Linked DNA regions of Homo sapiens: region 1 is linked to region 2. The links are chromatin contacts, found by Hi-C or POLR2A ChIA-PET in ENCODE. All regions are on one chromosome and are shown on one strand. Each heading gives the region's core, a stretch centred on a gene start or an enhancer-like site at or near the end of the contact. The rest is flanking DNA. Distances are from core to core; before and after follow the strand shown.

Region 1 (2,954 bases), core at 1-2,500, 41 kb after region 2:
TTGCTCAAGATCTGTCCCCTAATGGCTTCCACCCTCTTCTTCTTGATGTGGCCGAAGTCCAAGGTGGTGCAAGTGGACAGAGAGAGGCTGACCGTGGCAAAGTTCAGCAGGGCCAGGACCACCAGAGCCCTTTGCAAGTGCATCTTCATGTGTGAGCTGGGAAGAGAGGCCAGGGGGACGGCAAGGCCTGGAGAGGAAGAGACCCCAGCAGACGTGCAGAAGGAGGGAGGAAAACCAGGCGGCCTCCCCAGATCCCAAAGACTGAGGCTTGGCAAGAAGGTGCATGAACTCACTGCACTGCGAGAGCTTCAGGACTTCCAGGAAGCGCTGGCAACCCTGAGGACGAAGAAGCGGACTGTGTGCCTTGTAGCGCTGGGATTCTTGTCCATGTGTCTAAACAGGTTTTGCTGGGCTCTGACTCCCAGCAGGCCAGGTGGAGGGCAAGCAGAGGGCTGGGAGGGGTGGCAAGGCAGCTGGGAGTGGGAAGGGAGCTGGAGTTTTTCCTTAGGTAAAAATAAATAGAGTGGATATCTGATATTGCCAAACGCCGCTTGGCGATGGGGAGAAAGTGGGTATTTTAAAGAAGAAGCAGAAGGACCATGGCTGGGTCCCAAAATCAAAATCCTTGCCTTGCCTTGAAAGAAAATAAGAAAAGAGAATGGAAAAGAAAAGGGAAAAAAAAGTAAAAAAAAAAAGATCACCAGTGAGTAGGTGGGGAGAAGCAGGGCCGGGCAGTTGCTGGCCCAGCTAAAGGTGGGGGCAGTACAGGACACACTTGTCTCTCAGGCACTCCATTCATGCTTTCTCTTTTGTTTACACTTCCTCGGGGGCTTTCTAAATGACTTTGTTCACGCTGCCTCTCGTCTTCATTGGCTGGGGTGTGGGGTTATATGCATTGGAAGGCAGGGAGGCAGGCCTCTGAGCGCAGCAGCCCCAATCATCCACTCAGACGCCCAGGGTCACCAGCACCTCGGCTTGTCTTCTGCCTCGGCCATTGCTTCTGTCCCCTGCTTCTCTTTAAAAAATAAAAAGGAGAAAAAAATAAAATAAAATAGAAGCCAGTTCACGGCACGCCTGCTCCGGAAAGCTGTTATTCCTTCTCTCGCACGCCTCTTCCCCTGTCTCTGCCTCTCTCGCTCATTCCCTTGGACTTGACTCTCTGCTTCCCTCCCTTTCTCTCTCTCCCTCTCCCTCTCCCTCTCGCTCCTCTCCCTCTCTCTCTCACACACACACACATGCACACACACTGCTTTCTCTATTTCTCTCTGCTGAAATTTTATACCTCCCTCCCATGACGTCTCTGGCCTGGGGTGGGGGAGGGAGGGACCAGCGCACGCAGCCTCTTTTGCTGCACGATGTTAATGTTTTAAACAGGCACAGGAAAAGCCGAGCCCTTTTGAAAAATACTTTGCGAGTCCTCTCGTTCGACGTGGTAGCTGAACTTTTTTTCCCCTCTTGGAATCACTCCTGCCACACGTTGGCTGTTTTTCTGGAAAGTTACTCCGATGAGCCCCCTCCCTCCCTTTCCCCCAGCCCCGGCGCCCTCTCGCCAGCTGTCAGTCCGCGCCGTCCGCGGCCCGCGTCTACTCTCCCTCCTGGTCCCCCGGTCCCGGGGCCGCCCGCGGGCCAGGCCCAACCCGGGGCAGGGTCCGCAGAGGGCGCGGGACCCGGTAGGGGCGGCCATGCCAGCCTCGCAGAGGGGACTCCCAGCCTGCGAGCCGGGTCGGAGGGTCGGCGTCCGCTCCGCGGCGATCCTGGCCCGATTCTTCATTGACAAGATCGGAGTCGGGAGGCGGGCAGAAGCCTGGAGACGCTCCAGGGGCAGTGAAAAATGGTGGCGTTTTCCGGAAGATCGAGGGTGCCCTCTGGCGAGGCGAGGCCGCCAGTGAAGGAGCTCGGCTGGTCGGGAGCCGGGGAGGCTCGGGGGCTGGGGGCTGCGGGGTGGGGGCTGAGGGGCGGGAGAAGGGGCTGCGGTAGAGAGCGAGAAAAACAAGACCCAGGCCCCGAGGAATCGCCTCCCTCCCGGCCCGACGTGCGCACGAGCGCACCTCTCCCTCCCCGACCGCCGCTCCGGAGCCGCTCTCGCAGAAATGTCATCCAGATGTTCAGCCTCCCTCCCCGCCGAGGTCTCCGCAGGGAGCTGCGCCAGCGAGCGCGAAGTCAGCAGTTGGCCCGAGCCCATTTCCCAGATGGGTGAGGGGAAGTCGGCTCTGTGCTTTCGCTCCTCTTCTCGGCCCGAACCTCTAGGCCTTTTCCCACGAGCAGCCAAGGGAGGGTAGGGCACGTGGCTCCCCGCACCCCGCAACACAGGGCTTGCCTCTGAACTGAACTTTCCTGAGAGTGAGTGCCGCTCCCACCCCATCTCACTCCAGCCTTCCTGGACCCTTTCTGAGAGGTCTGGCTTCCAGGCCACTAACTGAAGGGGCTGTTCTCTGTATCCCAGCACAGCGGTGGGTCACTTTACGGATGAGGAAACTGAGGCATAGAGTTTTTTGTTTTTTTTTTTACAGACCACACTGCTTGTGAGTGATGGAGGCGATATTTTACACAGGCTATCTAGCTTGGGTAGGCATTACTTTCATTTGCAAAACCAATGGGAAACCTAGGGGTAGAAACTTTAAAAGTAACTTGCCCAAGGTCACATAGTTATTAGGTGTCAGCTGTTGGGATTTGGACCCAGGACGTTGCCAGATTCTGGACTTAATTACTATGCTATACTGCCTCTGAAATTTCAGAAAAAGTTTAATGTTTACTATATACCAGGCACTATTCTAGGCTCTGTGAAGAATATCAGTGAACGAAACAAAACTCCTGCCCTCAGGGAAATTTTATTTTAGAGGCAGGGGTGGGGCAGTGGAGGAGGCGATAAACTAAATAAATATGTAAATGATGTAGTACGGTAAAAAGTGCTGAGCCAGGTGCAGTGGCTCACGCCTGTAATCCCAGCATTTGGG
Region 2 (2,959 bases), core at 129-2,628:
TATATAAAAATCCATTCTAATGCCCCACCAAAGATTTTCTCCAGTGAGCAGAAAACAAAAATCATTATCCTTAAATCCCAGAGGTTTGAGGCTTGTGAATAGCATAAATCAATTTATAGCTCGTAGCATTGTTTTACTCTACCACTCTTCATTACCAGAGCTCCCTATAAAGAAATTAAATCTTTTTTTTTTTTTTTTTTTTTTGAGATGGAGTCTCACTCTTGCCCAGGCTGGAGTGCAGTGGCGCGATCTCAGCTCACTGCAAGCTCCGCCTCCCAGGTTCACACCATAGGCTGTCTCAGCCTCCCGAGTAGCTGGGACTACAGGCACCCGCTACCAAGCCTGGCTAATTTTTTTGTATTTTTAGTAGAGACGGGGTTTCACCATGTTAGCCAGGATGGTCTCAATCTCCTGACCTCATGATCCACCCGCCTCGGCCTCCCAAAGTGCTGGGATTACAGGCATGAGCCACCGCGCCCGGCCGAAATTAAATCTTTTTAAGAAAGTGAAGAAACTCTTCATAAAAGAAACTCTCCTTTTAATAATTCAGCCATTTATTTTATAAATCTAGGTTTTACATGTTTATATAAAAATACACCAGATATACTCAAGTAGGTTATGCTTCGAAACTAGCATGGTAGATACATCATAGAATTAGATCCCAAGAACATTGATTTTAGTCAGCCTTAAAATTTTTAAATTTTCATAACAGGGTGGTTATTAAGTATTCTTATGCCAAAAAACCTCTGTCAAACATGTTAATCAGTCTTCCATTAGGATACTTACTATCTAAATGTAGTTACAAAAAGAAACACTTTTCACTGAATGACATTTGAAAGTCTTTCAGAGATTTATATCTCTCTATTCCGTGATAAAATGTTATCATGCCCATCTGATGGGTTTATTATAATAAAATAATCCAGAATAGGGGGAACATGGTTTTTTACAGGTTTGTGAGACTTAAGTATATCTTCAGAAATGAGTTATGTGCATTTTTCTTAGAAGAATTAGGCTTGTTGTATTAATGACTATAATTCTTTATAGTAGAATTCCTTAAAATAGCATTGTATTAAAATTATTCAACACTCATTTGCGAGTAGAAAGGAAATCTTCCCCCATAGATGGACACTTGAGCTCTTGTTGGTTTTAGCATCTGAACTGAACCAGATGCCTGCATTACTCATGAGAAATTAAAAAGGATTTCTGGGAGGCCATGAGGGCTTGGTGGTGCTGCTGTAGTCAGCGGCTCCCATGTCCCATGTGGCTGCATTGCAGAGTTCCTTGGGCTGTCTTTGCTCTGAACAAACCCCTTGCAGCTGTGCCCGGCGCCTTTGTGACAACCCAGGCAAGGTTTCATGAAATGGATCTGATGTTCTTGTGCCTGTGTTATTCATTCCAACATACTGGAGCTATGCCCAGGAAGGTGAGGGGCAGCAGGTTGGCCCACACACCCCAGCTGTCCGTTTCTACTAATGTCACTCAGGATATAAATAAATTGATTCATTCACTTCCTTTCTTATCAAACCAGAATGTTGCCAGAAGATACTACCAGGGCTGCCCAGATCAGTTGGAAAGGCCTTAGGGACAAATCTTTAAGAGGTAAACGTCTTTGCATTTAGGTAATATTTTAAATTAAGTTTTTAATTTTATTTTTCTTATTCACTTCAGACCTTGGAGGGAGAAAAATAACTTTGGTTATATGTTCATAACATTTGAGGTTTGAGCCTTCTTTATTTGTCCCATTTTCCAGATAGGAATTTTTTCTTTTTACTGTATTCTTTTTTTCTGAGACAGGTTCTTGCTGTGTTGCCCAGGCTGGTCTTGAATCCTGAACTCTTGAGCTCAAGTGATTCTCCCTCCTCAGCCTCCTAAGCTGGGATTATAGGTATGTATCACCACACCTGCCTGGCTTAGGGCCTTCTTTATTGGCAGAAAATTCATGATGAACTTTTTTTTTTTTTTTTTTTTTTTTCTGAACTGGAAAAGCTATGAGTCATAGGATTTCATAAAAATGCGGTGGCTCACACCTGTAATCCCAGCACTTTGGGAGCCGAGGCAGGCGGATCACGAGGTCAGGAGATCAAGACCATCCTGGCTAACATGGTGAAACCCATCTCTACTAAAAATACAAAAAAACTAGCCAGGTGTGTGGTGGCTGGTGCCTGTAGTCCCAGCTACTTGGGAGGCTGAGGCAGGAGAATGGCTTGAACCAGGGAGGCGGAGCTTGCAGTGAGCTGAGATCATGCCACTGCACTCCATCCTGGGCTACAGAGCAAGACTCTGTCTCAAAAAAAAAAAAAAAATGTGTATCCCTTAACCTTCAGACAGCTGATGAGTGGTAGAAGCACTGGCCTGGAAGTACAGATTGCCGCTTACCACATCAGGCCTTTTGTTGTTTGTAGAAGCCTAGTTTGTATTGTTAGTTGGAAGTCTTTTGCCACCCATAGGGTAACAGCGCTATTGATCATCAGTCAATCAACTATTTACCAAGCAGCTCTCATGTAAATATTTATAAGGCAAAATGCTGGGTGCCCTGGGTCATGTGAAAATTTGTAAGATGCGATCTCAGCACTTAAGAGTGTAGCAGTGAAAATAAGCAGTATATGCAAGACAAAGTCCCTCCCCATGTGCCTCCAAATGATAAAAGAAACAATGATTTAGATCGTTTAGGAGGGTCTCTCCACCATTCCTCTCAGGTAACTTATGCTTCCAAATGAGCACGACATGTGAATCTGCTCTTGGCTTCAATGGTTCTTCATTCCTAGGTGATTCTCATAGTGCAGTTTACCTTGGCAAATGTTGATCACAATGTCTAAAAATACTTGCATTCTCTATGGCCTAAACACAAGCCAGTCATGTTAGTTGGGTGCTAACGAAAGAACAGAAGGATGGAAGTATAAGTGTGTTTGTTGGACTCCCTGATAGTTGCCGAACTGGCATGATGTATTTTACAGGTGCT

The links. A loop is a pair of places that touch in the nucleus more often than their neighbours do. ChIA-PET counts read pairs that join two places held with the same protein, here RNA polymerase II (POLR2A). Pooled maps may share reads with other maps.
Region 1: a loop to region 2 is called in a map of psoas muscle, with 4 times the contacts of the local background. The contact joins the promoter of TGFB3 here to the enhancer-like site in region 2. A Hi-C loop is called at or near these places in 4 of 168 maps with a recorded cell type or tissue (dorsolateral prefrontal cortex, gastrocnemius medialis and psoas muscle) and 4 of 50 pooled maps. POLR2A ChIA-PET finds 5 or more read pairs at or near these places in 3 of 52 experiments (CD8-positive, alpha-beta memory T cell, H1 and Panc1).

What each region holds. Positions count from the first base shown.
Region 1 is chr14:75,980,745-75,983,698 of GRCh38, forward strand. It overlaps TGFB3 (transforming growth factor beta 3), which reads right to left and starts at 1,251. Exons shown (of 7, transcript NM_003239.5): 1 at 1-1,251. The coding sequence starts at 149. RefSeq lists silencers at 1,556-1,795, 1,926-2,045 and an enhancer at 1,826-1,885.
Region 2 is chr14:75,939,896-75,942,854 of GRCh38, forward strand. The region is part of intron 31 of TTLL5 (tubulin tyrosine ligase like 5); the gene reads left to right. Among named protein-coding and RNA genes, the nearest start is that of TGFB3, 41 kb to the right of the region's middle. Within about 2 kb of position 1,379, at least 3 of the 41 ENCODE cell types and tissues checked have a DNase peak (open chromatin) inside an H3K27ac peak, as active enhancers do; they include gastrocnemius medialis and psoas muscle, where a contact is called at or near this core.